Regions from separate parts of the Homo sapiens genome. Here region 2 is linked to region 1. The links are chromatin contacts, found by Hi-C in ENCODE. All regions are on one chromosome and are shown on one strand. The core of a region is the stretch at or near the end of the contact, and the rest is flanking DNA. Distances in the headings are between cores, read along the strand shown.

Evidence for each region. A loop is a pair of places that touch in the nucleus more often than their neighbours do. Pooled maps may share reads with other maps.
Region 2: a loop to region 1 is called in a map of B cell, with 13 times the contacts of the local background. The contact joins the promoter of NARS2 here to the promoter of CCDC90B in region 1. A Hi-C loop is called at or near these places in 2 of 168 maps with a recorded cell type or tissue (B cell and naive thymus-derived CD4-positive, alpha-beta T cell) and 8 of 50 pooled maps.

Annotation. Positions count from the first base shown.
Region 1 is chr11:83,284,139-83,291,200 of GRCh38, reverse strand. It overlaps CCDC90B (coiled-coil domain containing 90B), which reads left to right and starts at 4,834. Exons shown (of 9, transcript NM_021825.5): 1 at 4,834-5,328. The coding sequence starts at 5,229. CCDC90B-AS1 (CCDC90B antisense RNA 1) reads right to left here and starts at 5,081. Exons shown (of 3, transcript NR_186344.1): 1 at 4,654-5,081. RefSeq lists enhancers at 4,797-5,446, 4,869-5,464, 5,497-5,576, 5,465-6,061.
Region 2 is chr11:78,573,538-78,580,112 of GRCh38, reverse strand. NARS2 (asparaginyl-tRNA synthetase 2, mitochondrial) reads left to right here and starts at 5,249. Exons shown (of 14, transcript NM_024678.6): 1 at 5,249-5,765. The coding sequence starts at 5,625. It also overlaps the pseudogene RNU6-311P. RefSeq lists enhancers at 4,954-5,093, 5,754-5,863.

The sequences.
Region 1 (7,062 bases), core at 3,585-6,084:
TCATGGGGATGATGCAGCTGGGGCTACGTAGATGCCTGAGCACGTACAGTACATTGCATTACAGAGAGGAACCCTGACCTATGAGAACACAAATCTTTTATAATAGGCAGTAAGCATGAGGCCTTTTGCTCCAGAGAGAGATGCTATATTTCCTAAGGTTGTTCGTTATACAAAACTGCCACAACAAAAGGCAGAGAAGACCTCCATTTGTAAAACATACAGAAACATGAGACACCCATGGAAATTATTTCCTAACTCTGAGTAAGCAGGTATTATTATTGTTTATTGGGTGCTTGTATATGCCAGGTCCAGTGCTAAGTATTTTAGATGCATCATCTTTTCTATTCCTCTCAACAAACATGAGAAAACATTAACAAATTTATGGAAAAATATTTTTATAAATTAAGATGTTTAACAAAGAAACAATAGCAACCAAGGAGAATCTGAAAATACACAGGAGCATTAGGAGGTCTCAGAGAGGAGCTGTATCTATTAGCTGAATACTATCTGGACTCACTTCATCTGCTATTCCTGCTTTTCCTTCCTATGCTTCTCTGGCCTGCATGGTAGATTATGGATGACCCAAGCTCCTGCACTCACTTGATATAGTTCCAGCCAGCCTCAGAGAATGATTAAGAATCCCTGGATCTAATTGCCACTTCCATCAAAGAGAACATAATCAACACTGTATATGTGTGTTACAGAGAGAGCTTTATGTTAATATAAATAATAGTAACATGAATTAATATATAAAGAGATCCACTTTTTTCATAATAATTCCTTAAGTTAAGTAAAATATTGTGATAACACTTACTGGTCTGTATCTTCCACTAGCCTGTTAGCTCCTCCCAAGCAGGGATCCTATCATTTAACAGAATTATAATCATGTATATAATTATAATTATAATCCTGTATATAAGAATTATACAGAATTATAATTATGTATATACATGTATTAAGGATTTTCCTGTCACTAAGATTATTTTTAAAAATACTAAATTCTTGCATAATATTCCAAATTGGGACACTTCTGCAAGTTATTTAATCACTTTTGAATACTTAGACTATTTTCAATTTTTCACTACTATAAATAACATTGCAATAGTCATCCTTTTCAAAAATCTTAGCTACAGATGTGATTATTTACTATGGATAGCTTCTTAGAAGTGAAACTCTAGGCCAGGTGCGGTGGCTCACAGTTGCCTGTAATCCCAGCACTCTGAGAGACCGAGATGGGTGGATCACCTGAGGTCAGGAGTTCAAGACCAGCCTGACCAGCATGGCGAAACCCCACCTCTACTAAAAATACAAAAATTAGCTGGGTGTGGCAGCGCATGCCTGTAATCCCAGCTACTTGGGAGGCTGAGGCAGGAGAATTGCTTGAACCCGGGAGGCTGAGGTTGCAGTGAGCCAAGATCACACCGTTGCACTCCAGCCTGGGTGATAGAGCAAGACTCTGTCTCAAAAAAAAAAAAAAAAAAGAAGAAGTGAAACTCTGGCTATTTACTTTTTGGAGTTTCATAAATATATTACTAAATTGCTAAAGGCCAAAACTGGAAACACATTCCCCTTGAGAACTGGAACAAGAAAAGGATGCCCATTCTCACCACCCTTATTCAACATAGTACTGGAAGTCCCAGCCAGGGCAATCAGGCAAGAGAAATAAATAAAGATATTCAAATAGGAAGAGAGGAAGGTAAACTATCTCTCTTTGCCAACGATATGATTCTACACCTAGAAAACCCTAAAGACTCTCCCAAAGGCCCCTGGAACTGATAAACAAATTCAGTAAAGTTTCAGGATACACAATCAATGCACAAAAAATCAGTAGCATTTTTATACACCAATAATGTTCTAGCTGAGAATCAAATCAAGAACACAATCCCATTTACAATAGGCACAAAGAAAATGGAATACTCAGGATCATCTCACCAGGGAGGTGAAAGATCTCTGCAAGGAGAACTACAAAACACTACTGAAAGAAAGCAGAGACAACACAAATAAATGGAGAAATATTCCATGCTCATGGGTTGGAAGAATCAATACAGTTAAAATGGCCATACTATCCAAAACAAATTACAGATTTAACGCTATCCTTATCAAAATACCAACATCATTTTTCACAGAACTAGAAAAACCTCTTCTAAAATTAATTTGGAACCAAAAAAGAGCCTGAATAGTCAAAGCAATCTTAAGCAAAAAGAACAAAGCAAGACTTCAAACAATACTATAAGGCTAAACTAATCAAAACAGCATGGTAGTGTTACAAAAACAGACACATAGACCAGTAGAACAGAATAGAGAACCCAGAAATAAAGCCACACACCTAAAACCATCTGGTCTTCAACAAAATCAACAAAAATAAGCAACACGGATAGCATTCCCTATTCAGTAAATGGTGGTGGGATAACTGGCTAGCCATATGCAGAAGAATGAAACTGGACCCCCCTACCTCTCACCATATACAAAAATTACCACAAGCTGGATTAAAGATTTAAAAGTAAGCCCTCAAACTATAAAAACTCTAGAAAAAAAACTAGGAAATACCCTTCTTGACACAGGCTTTGGAAAAGAATTTATAGCTAAGTCCCCAACAGCAATTACAACAAAAATAAAAACTGACAAGTGGGACCTAATTAAAGAGCTTCTGCACAGCAAAAGAAATTACCAACAGAGTAAACAGATAGCCTAAGAATGGGAAGGAGAAAATATTTGCAAACTATGCATCTGACAAAGGTCTAACATCCAGAATCTATAAGGAATTTAAACAAACCAAGAAGTATAAAACAATCCAATTAAAAAATGAGCAAAGGACATGAACACACACTTCTCAAAAGAAGACATACAAATAGCCAACAAACATGAAAAAATCCTCAACACCACTGATCATTAGAGAAATGCAAATCAAAACTACAATGAGATGCCATCTCACACCCATCAGAATGGCAATTATTAAGAAAAAAAATTCACATATTGGTTAGGCTGTGAAGAAAAGGGAATGCTTATACTCTGTTGATGGGAATGCAAACTAGTTCAGCCACTATGGAAAGCAGTTTGGAGATTTCTCAAAGAACTTAAAATACAACTACCATTCAACCCAGCAATCCCACTACTGGGTATATACCCAAAGGAAAATAATTCATGCCATCAAAAAGACACAGAGCTGGGCACCGCAGCTCATGCCTGTAATCCCAGCACTTGGGAGGCCTAGGCGGGTGGATAGTTTGAGCCCAGGAGTTCTGGACCAGCCTGGGCAACATGGCAAGACCCCATCTCTACAAAACATGCAAAAATTAGCCAGTTGTGGTAGTGCACACCTGTAGTCACAGCTACTTGGAAGCCTGAGGCAGGAGGATCAGTTAAGCCCAGGAAGTTGAGGCTGCAGTGAGCCATGCACGACTGCACTCCAGCCTGAGTGACGCAGCAAAACCCTGCCTCAAGCCAAAAAAAAAAAAAAAAAAAAAAAGACACATGCAACCGTATGTTCATTGTAGTGCCATTCACGATAGCAAGGACATGAAATCAACCTAAGTGCCCATCAACAGTGGACTGGATAAAGAAAATGTGGTACATATACACCATGGAATATAATGCAGCCATAAAAATAAGGAAATTATACTCTTTGTAGCAACATGGATGGAACTGGAGCCATTATCCTATGCAACCTAATGCCAAGAACAGAAAACCAAATACACATGTTCTCACTTATAAGTAGGAGCTAAACATTGAATATATGATGGTAAACGTGGAAACAACAGGCATTGAGGATCATTAGATGAGGAAAGGGGGAGACGGACAGAGGGGCATGGGTTGAAAAAGCACCTGTTGAGTACTATGCTTACATCCTGTTGGGATCATTGGGACCCCTAACCTCGATATACCCTAAGGTTTTGCGTTTTGTATTTTGAAACTGGTAAGATCAAACTTTTTTCCCAATTTTTTTTTTTTTTTTTTAGATCGAGTCTCACTCTGTCGCCCAGGCTGGAGTGCAATGGTGTGATCTCGACTCACTGCAACCTCCGCCTCCAGGATTCAAGCGATTCTCCTACCTCAGCCTCCTGAGTAGCTGGGATTACAGGCATGTGCCACCACGCCCGGCTAATTTTGTATTTTTAATATAGACAGGGTTTCTCCACGTTGGTCAGGTTGGTCTCGAACTCCCGACCTCAGGTGATCTGCCCGCCTCGGCCTCCCAAAGTGCTGGAATTACAGGCATGAGCCACCACGCCCAGCCATCCCAGTGTTTTAAATAGCAATTTATATTTCCTCTTCATGAATTGTCTGTTAAAGCAGTTGTTGGCGGGAATCAAGTTTTGTTCTTTCAATGTGCTTCGGGCCTTAGAAATGGTGTTTGTTACTTAGTTGACTCTCACAAAGCTTTGAATACATATAGATAGAAACCTAGCCGTAATTGTTTAGAATCTTGAGAGAGTAAGCCACTAACACCGCACAACTGTGTGCCATTTTACAACTTACAGAGAATATTCATGAGTATTAGTGCATTTTAATACAACTACTGTGCATTGTTGCTTTCAGCATTTTACTATGCGGAGCAGTCTTGAGTAACTGAGGTCTGAGAAGGATAAATGGTGAAAATTCAAGGAATTTCTCCTAGAAACGGAGGAATTCGGCTTCCCTAAAGAAAGGACATACCGACTGAAATAGTTGGTCCTCCCGTGCACCAGAGGGTGAAGCAGCAGGATGTGACGCCTCACGAAAAGTGAGCGGCTTGCTGGACTACACTTCCCAGAAGGTTTCGTTGGCCCTCGCACTACGCAATCACCCAGAACGCTCAGCGGCCGAAAACTTCAGGTTCCAGGCTGCTGTGCGGCTAAATGCGACTCCATCTCCCCCGACCCAAGCGCGTAATGGCCGCTGGCTATCTTGGGGGAGCCAGCTGTTGGACTATGCCCCACTGCCAGGAAACAGGCGCCGGAAGGTTCTCTGACAAGATCTCGCTTTCCTAGGGCGGTGAAGGCGTTCAAAGGTCGGGAAGGGGCGCTGGGAGAAGCGGGGCAGCGCTGAGCCATGCTCGCGAACTGTGGGTCTGTCTGTGAAGAGACCCAGTTTCGTGGGACCACGGTGGCGCCTGCGCTGGGAGGTGAGCTTGTGACAGAGCGAAAACTACAATTCCCAGCATTCCTGTGGTGCCAGAACTACCTTGCCCGAAAGCCTGTGCGAGATTTACCCCGTCTTCCGCCTCCCTCCCACCGGAAAACTCTGAGGACATGAATAGTCGCCAGGCTTGGCGGCTCTTTCTCTCCCAAGGCAGAGGAGATCGTTGGGTTTCAAGGCCCCGCGGGCATTTCTCGCCGGCCCTGCGGAGAGGTGAGGCAAGGCGTCGTGTCATAGATGCCTGAGTGCTCTCTAGGGAGACGATGCCCGTGGGGTCGCGCCTGCTCGAGCGAACGGGAAGAGAAGGTGCCACGCCCTCCTCCCGGATTCACGCCTTGTGCTGGGCGACGCCGCTGCCTGCTGCCCCGACTTGCCCAGCTCGCCCCAAGGGGCGAGGACTGAGGAAAGCACTGCCTTTCTGTTCTTAAAGCGAACCTTTGAAGGCCTGGGCTTCGCGCCCGGCTTCTTTCTCAGCCGTTGTTTCCGTTTTTTGGTGACAAGAGGCTAGTAATCTCGTCAGGAGCCAACGTAAGGTAATCTGTGTTTGAGGGTGTCCTGTTTTCTTTTGTGGCCTGATCAAATTTTGATTTTGTTTTTTTAGGTGCTGGCCTCGAGCCCAGGTTTTTGGTAGACAGCATCATAAATTTCAGGCCACGTCTGCCTTATTCTCACTGGAATTCTCAGTACATTTCAGTCACATTGTAGACTTTGGGAAAATAAGTGAATACTGGAACCCACAAGTTTCCAACCTGTTGGCACCCCTGTTAACAGGGTGTCCTGAAGACATCTAACTTTATTCAGAGAAATGTTTCTAGGGCTAGGTTTTTGTTGTCGTCGTTGTTTTTCACCCCCAGTTTTTTAACTTCCCTCCCAGTTTTTAAACCGTTTTAAGGTTGTCCACAAAATAGGCGAATAGGCACCTCTTATCTCTGTTCACCTTCTTGAATCTTCAGTGCCAGGTACGCTGAGCCATTCGGTACCCAAACACTTCTACGCTGTTATTTATACTCCATATTGTTACTTGTGCTATTTTGCTCATTGTTTCATTTTAATCCACACCAGTAACAGCTGCAGTCAAAACTGCAGTTGTTGATCCTCCATCTGTGAGATTGCTGTTTAGCTGCCAGGGTCATTCACAAGGTCTCTTTTGTTAGGTATTTGAGTGTTTAGCATACATACACATTATGATGGATTTTACAAAAAGGAGGTAGCACTTTTGAACTCCAGGAAGTCATCCAGCTGCCATCTTTGTTGACTTTTACATATCCAAATGAAAACAAAATTAAATGTTCTTAGAGAATGAACTTTGAAGTGTATATCATACTGGGAAATAAATGACCATAAGTACATGTTAATGTTTTAACATAAAAGTTATCCCACTTGAATCTGAGTGTTCTTGGAGAAACCTTAAATCTCTTCTTACAACTAGTAGGATTTGTGTCCTTCCTCACTAAACAAATATTGAATGTTTATTTTATACAAGTAGTTTAAACTTGCCTAATAATGTCAATAATCAAGGGATTTGAAAACCTTGACCTCTGACCAATGGAAGGACCTTAGTTATTCTAGTGCAACTAGTGTAGCACGTTAGTAGACCAGCATGTAAGAATATATGCTGTTAATGCCTGTTCTTTTGAATTCCTGACAGAAAAGTAACTGGCTATACACTGAAGTGTTTCAGCTGTAAAATTAGCAGTAAATTAATATAAAACTTGCAGCTTAAATTTAATGGGACAACACTTTACATGTTTGCTTGGTTGTTTTTTCAAAAGTAAAATTTGACCTTTTCCAGCAAAGAGGAGCTTGGTGCAAGATAGGCCAGAGTTCCAATCCACAATCTATGACTTAGTAGTTTTGTGAAACTGGTTAAACCTTTAAACTCTTGAGTTTGTATCTCGCTATTACGAACAAACAAATCCACAAGATAGGTATCAAAGAAACAAAAGT
Region 2 (6,575 bases), core at 4,000-6,499, 4.7 Mb after region 1:
GAAAATATATGATTTTTCTTTTTTGAGTTATCTTGTTTTCCGGTGTAAACTAGAGGTTAATCATATACAAAAATATTTGCAAACAGCCAGAATCAGTCTCCAACAATGTACAGTGGAATTCTAAACTTTAAAATTGTTCCTTGAAGATCACCACATAAAAATTGTGGAGAAGGTCATTAACCGTGCAACAAGAACAAAAAAATGTAAGGAAATATAAATTAGGAAAAGAAACCATTTTCTAAAGAATAACAGGAGACATGGCAAAAGCACTGGTCTTACATTGCCAGAAGAAATATAAAGACTAATGCTTGAATGTCTTAATAATTTTCTTCAAGAACTATTCACTCTTTCTTAAGAAAAGGATCGAATATTTTCAAGATTTGCTGTCATTCAGCCATTTTCTCACAATACACCATAGAAAAGACAACCCACAGAGTGGTTGAATATTGCAATGCATGTAACTGAGAAGAACTCGTAACTAAAACATGGACAAAAGAACTTATATAGATTAATAAGAAAAAAGACTACTCAATAAAAGTAGTCTTTAGGAAAAATAAGACTACTCATTTTTCAATAGAAAAATGGGCAAAAGATGTAAACAGTCAATTTACCAAGAAGAAAGTCCAATGAAAATAAACACTGAAAAGCTGCCAAACAAAAATAATAATCAGGGGAATGCAAATTAAAACAGCAGTGGATACAACCACTTCCCCACCAATACGGCTGCTAGAGCAAGTTTGATTAAGACCAAGTATTATTCTCATTTAAACAGCATATATACTAAAATTGAAAGGTTACAGAGATTAGCGTGGCCCGTTCAAGGATGACACATATATTTATGAAGTGTTCCACATTAAAAAAAGATCAAGTGTTGACAAGAATGTAAAGCGACTGAAACTCTCATATATGGCTGGTCACACTGGTGACACTTTGGAAAAAATTTGGCCCTATTTGTTAAAGCTTAAGGTTGCATGTCTTATAGCAATTTCTCTCAACTATGAATAGCACCATGCAAGGTCCGTGGGTGTTTTGTTTTGTTTTGTTTTGTTTGAGACAGAGTCTCACTCCATCGCTCAGGCTGGAGTGCAGTGACATAATGCAACCTCCGCCTCCCAGGTTCAAGCAATTGTCCTGCCTCAGCCTCCTGAGTAGCTGGGATTACAGGCATGTGCCACCACGCCTGGTTAATTTTTTTTCGTTTTTCTTTTTTTTTTTTTTTTTTTTTTTTTTTGAGATGGAGTCTTGCTCTGTCGCCCAGGCTGGAGGGCAGTGGTTTGATCTCAGCTCATTGCAACCTCTGCCTCCCAGGTTCAAGCAATTCTCCTGCCTCAGCCTCCCCAGTAGCTGGGATTACAGGCACCTGCAACCACACCTGGCTGGTTTTTGTATTTTTAGTAGAGACGGGATTTCACCATGTTGGCCAGTCTGGTCTCGAACTCCTGACCTCAGGTGATCCACCCACTTCAGCCTCCCAAAGTTCTGGGATTACAGGCATGAGCCACCGCATCTGGCCGATGCCTGTCTAATTTTTGTATTTTTAGTAGAGATGGGGTTTCGCCATGTTGGCCAGGCTGGTCTTGAACTCCTGGCCTCAAGTGATCTGCATGCCTCGGCCTCCCAAAGTGCTGGGATTACAGGCATGAGCCACTGCGCCCAGCCAATTTTAACTTTTTGTCATAGACTTATGTATATTTTATGATAGTAAATGATAAAATAGACTAGTAACTACATGTATCTTGTGAATTCATGACCTTTTTATTAAATGCTTTGATATTTCTAGGCTACACAGGTCATTAGTAAGTTTTCTGAAATTGTCACAAATCTCCAAGAAATTTTCCAATATATTTATTGAAAAAAATTCACATACAAGTGGACCGGCACAACTGAAACCCATGTTGTTCAAGGGTCAACTATATATTCATATTAAAAACATCATTTGCACTCCTGTCTGGAAGGTGATGAATCTAAAAGGGAAGGTGTCAAGCCAACACTGAAAACAAAAATAAACAAGAAGATGATGTGATTTGATATAGCACAAGATACAGGGGATGGTTTGAACTGAGCACCAGAAGCGTAAGTTGTATAGTAAACTTTTTCTCTTGTCTTCAACATACTGGGGCAGTGGTCCCCTGCTAAGAACATAATTAACCTTTTGGCTTAAACAAGTAGTGAGAGGGTAAAGGAAGGCAGGAGCCTCACTCCCTGGGACTCAGACTCCAGTTCTTAAGCTGCACATTGTTCCCTGGAGTAGGGGAGTTGGGAGAGAAAGAAGGTGCCTTAGCCCATTTTATGTTGCTGTAAAGGAATACCTGACACTGGGCAATTTATAAAGAAAAGAGGTTTATTTAGCTCATGGTTCTACACGATGAGAAGTTCAAGGGCATGGCCCTGGCTTCTGGTGAGGGCTTTCGTGCTGCATCACAACGTGGTGAAGAAGGTCAAAGGGGAAGTGGACATGTGCAAAAAGGGGAACCCCTGAGGGGCATCCTGGCCTTATAACAACCTACTGTGGTGGAAACAAGCCCATTCTTGCAAGAACTCATGCAGTCCACGGAAACAGCACCAAGCCACTCATGAGGGATCTGCTCCCATACACCAGACCACTTCCATTAGGCCTCATCTCCCAACACCACCACATCAGGGATTAAATTTCAACATGAGTTTTTGTGGGGACAAACAAATCATATCCAAGCCATAGCAGAAGGCAAGACAGAAAAATGGCATGAGTAAGAAATGAGCCAACTGGTTACTACTTTTGATCACTTGGACAGGGTAGGCATAGGCAAAGAAAAGATTTTCACTGGGATAAACATCATTGTTATGTACCCCAGACTGTCTTGTTCCCCAGATTTTGAACGAGCGAACTTTTTTTCCCTTAAAAGTCCATAGCTGCATAATTCTGAAGGCATTGGCTGCAAGTTTCCATTTTTCCTTTCTCAAGGTTCAAGAAGTGCCCAAGTATTTTTTTCTTTTCTTTTCTTTTCTTTTTCTTTTTTTTTTTGAGACAGAGTCTCACTCAGTTGCTGAGGCTGGAGTGCAGTGACGTGATCTCAGCTTACCGCAACCTCTGCCTCCCAGGTTCAGGCAATTCTCCTGCGTCAGCCTCCCGAGTAGCTGGGACTACAGGCACATGCTGCCACATCCAGCTAATTTTTTATATTTTAGTAGAGATAGGGTTTCACCATGTTGCCCAGGCTGAGCTCAGGCAGTCTGCCCACCTTGGCCTCCCAAAGTGCTAGGATTACAGGCGTGAGCCACTGCGCCTGGCCTATATATTTTTTTTGATCGATAAGAAGTGTATTCATTTATTTGCACAGTTCTGCAGGCTGTGCAAGAAGCATCGCACCAGAATCTGCTTCCACTCAAAGTAAATAATGTCAAGGTTTGTTGTCATTCAGCCATTCAGGAAGGCAAAGGGGAGCAAACATCACATGGCAAAAGAGGAAGGAAGAGAGAGGGAGGGGGGTGCCAGGCTCTTTTCAACAATCAGCTTTGCAAAAACTAATGGACTGAGAATTCACTCCTGCAAGGGTGGCACCAAGGCCTTCATGATCCAAACACTTCTCACTAGGTTCCACCTCCAACATCAAGTATTTTCAGATGAGATATTTTCTAGCCTGTCTTAAGAATGATTTTACAATTTTTCCAGGCCATTTGCCCTCCTGGCAACCTTCCGTGTTCACCTTCTGGCAGGAAATTTTCTTACATGCCTACCTGGCAAAATATTGATCCACTTCAAAAATTCAGCTTAATTTTCTCCTTCTCTAGACTATATTATATTTTATCCAACATATTTTATATTATAAGTATATAATATATAATATATCCAATATAATTTAATTATATATTATAATTTATAATTATAATTTTATTATATTTATAATTTTAATTTATTAAAAGAACCAGGGAACACATTTATATTATATAAAATATAAAATTGTGATACATGTATATATTATAATTGTATTATATTTTATCCAATATAATATTTGGATAAAATATCAAAAATAATTTTTTGGATAAATTTAAGAGGTAGCCTAATATATAAGGGTGACTTTTCAGTCCAAACAAATGCAGACAACTCATACATCTATGTGTGCACTTACTGGTTTATATTTCAGTAGTCTCTTTTCTTGCTTGTCTCCATCTCTAAAGCATGAGCTCCTTGATGGAACAGATCACCTTGGGACACTATGTAATACAGCATACTGCTTAAGTGCATAGAGCCAGCACTTCTGGGTTTAAATCTCACACTTAGGGAATGTGTATCCTTAAGTAGGTCATCTAGCCTTTCTGTGCGTAAGTTCTCTCATTTGTAAAATGGGTATAATAATAGTAGCAACTTTAAGTAAGGTAAAAGTGAGAGAGAGAGAGTGAGAGTGAGAGGGAGCGGGAGAGAGACAGCGAGGGCGAGCGCTGGTCTTGAACTCCTGGGCTGAAGCAATCCTCCTGCTTCTGCCTCCCTAAGAGTTGGGATTACAGGCGTGAGCCACCGCACTTGGCCAAACGTTTTACTTTTTAAATTAGATTAAAAACCTTTTAATGACCGTCATTGAGTTACAGAATTTTTTTTTTAATAAAACGTAGCCTAATATATAAAAGGGTCATTGTTTCCAGGTCAAACAAATGCAGATAGCTGTGTTGGAGGGCAGAGGGAAGAGGGAGACTTGGAGGATTCTGGCAGGAAACACTCGAGTTTCCTCCAGTCTCTGCAACATCTTCCCACCGTCTTGCCTGCCATATGCAAGGTCCCTCCAGTTCCTTTTATTTACCTGTCAGAGGACTACTTTCTCCAGGAAGCCATCTCTGGCGTCCCACGCTTAGGCTCTGTCAGGCAAACTGATCGCCCTTTTATGCAACTGTCTGTTTAGCTGTCTGATACCACACAACTGTGACTTGCGCATTGGGGCTATGTCTGATTTTTCTCTGCGGAGTACTCAGGAAAGGAACGACTGATCTCTTCAAGCGAATCCTGTTAACAGCTAAGAGCCTCCTCTTACTTGGATCCCTATTGTTGACTGATGGAGACGGTTTCCCTCTCCATCAGTCACTCCTTGCCTCTCAGTTTCTCAGCCTCACCTGGAAACTTTAGAAATGAAGACCCTCAGATGTGCTCCCACGTTCTTTCAGCGATAATCTCTACAACCTTAGGGCATTAGCTCCGCCCCGTCTCGGCTCCTGACCCCGCCCCCTCCCGCACGCCTCCCTAAGCCTGGGTCACAAGTACGCATGCTCTCCCTTCTTCCCCGTAGCGTGATGACGTAAGCGGCGTTGGCGTGGTGTGGTAGGAGTGGTTGCGCGTGTTGCGGCCCGGGTTCTGTTCGTAGGTTTACAATTGTCGCGGGTAGTGGGGCGCCCCAGCTGCCAACTGCACGTGGTTTCTTTCTGGCGTTTGCCTAGTGTCCTGTCCATTCCGCCCCGTTGGGAAGTGGGAAGCGGAGAGGTTCTGTGGGGACAGAGCTGGGAGTCCTGAAGGAGAAAGCGCGCAGCCGAGGGGCTCTGGAGTGCCTTAGAGCAGAGCTGCGGCCGCGGAAGGGGAGCAGCTGAGAAAGGAGGGCCGCTGCAGGCGGGGTTCGAACCGTGGGGTCTGGGCTGCTCCCGCGGAGGGCCTGGGCGGACGCGGGATGCTGGGGGTCCGCTGCCTGCTGCGGTCCGTGCGCTTCTGTTCCTCCGCCCCCTTCCCCAAGCACAAACCTTCAGCCAAACTGAGCGTGCGGGACGCTCTCGGGGCTCAGAACGCGAGTGGGGAGCGCATTAAGATCCAGGTTGGTGAATGGGAAGGGAGTGGGTTTTTTCTTGTAGGGACTTTTATATGGCACATCCACATCTAGCTTTTCTTTTACAGTCGGGTCAGACACAACCGCCAGCAGGGAAAAGTTAGAAAGTGTAGGCGTCGCGGGTTTGCACTTTTCTGATTTCCATTACTTTTCACAAAACTGTTCCGATAACTGTAAAGCGCTGGAACTTTGCTTTCATGATTCCAGGGTATTACCTGTAAACTTGTTAATCATACCAAAAGTGTAAATGAACAAGCCCCCTTTCTCTATCTTTATCCCTTATAATGAATATCCAGGTTTATAAAGTGGTTGTCTTGACCTCCCTCCTTGAGAGCAGAAACCGTGTCTTACCTGCCTTTGTATTCACACATGGCTGACAGCAAATACTTGTTCAAACCATGCCTTTTAAACTTTTAGCGACCTCAGTGCCTATTGTGGGGGTCTGCATGTAATTTATTTTTAATGAATTCGGAGAAAGACTGGAATGTAGCAGTTTGAAAGAGCTCTGGAGTTAAGCTGCTTAGGTTTAAATCTCTGCATAGCGTTTATGCGTTCTACACCTTATTTTCCTCTTATGGAAAGAGATAATAATTGTCCCTGAGTCCTGAAAATTAAATGAGGTAATGGAAGTAAGATATTTAGAACAGTGGCTCATAGTCTACAAATGTTAGCTGCTATTGTTTCTCTTGCTGATTATATTATTTGCAGCAGCTCCACATAGAAGAGGTGCAGAATAAACAAGGTGTTTGACTGTTTCTTATTAGGTTGCTGAAGTACACTGATGTGGTTATTTATTTT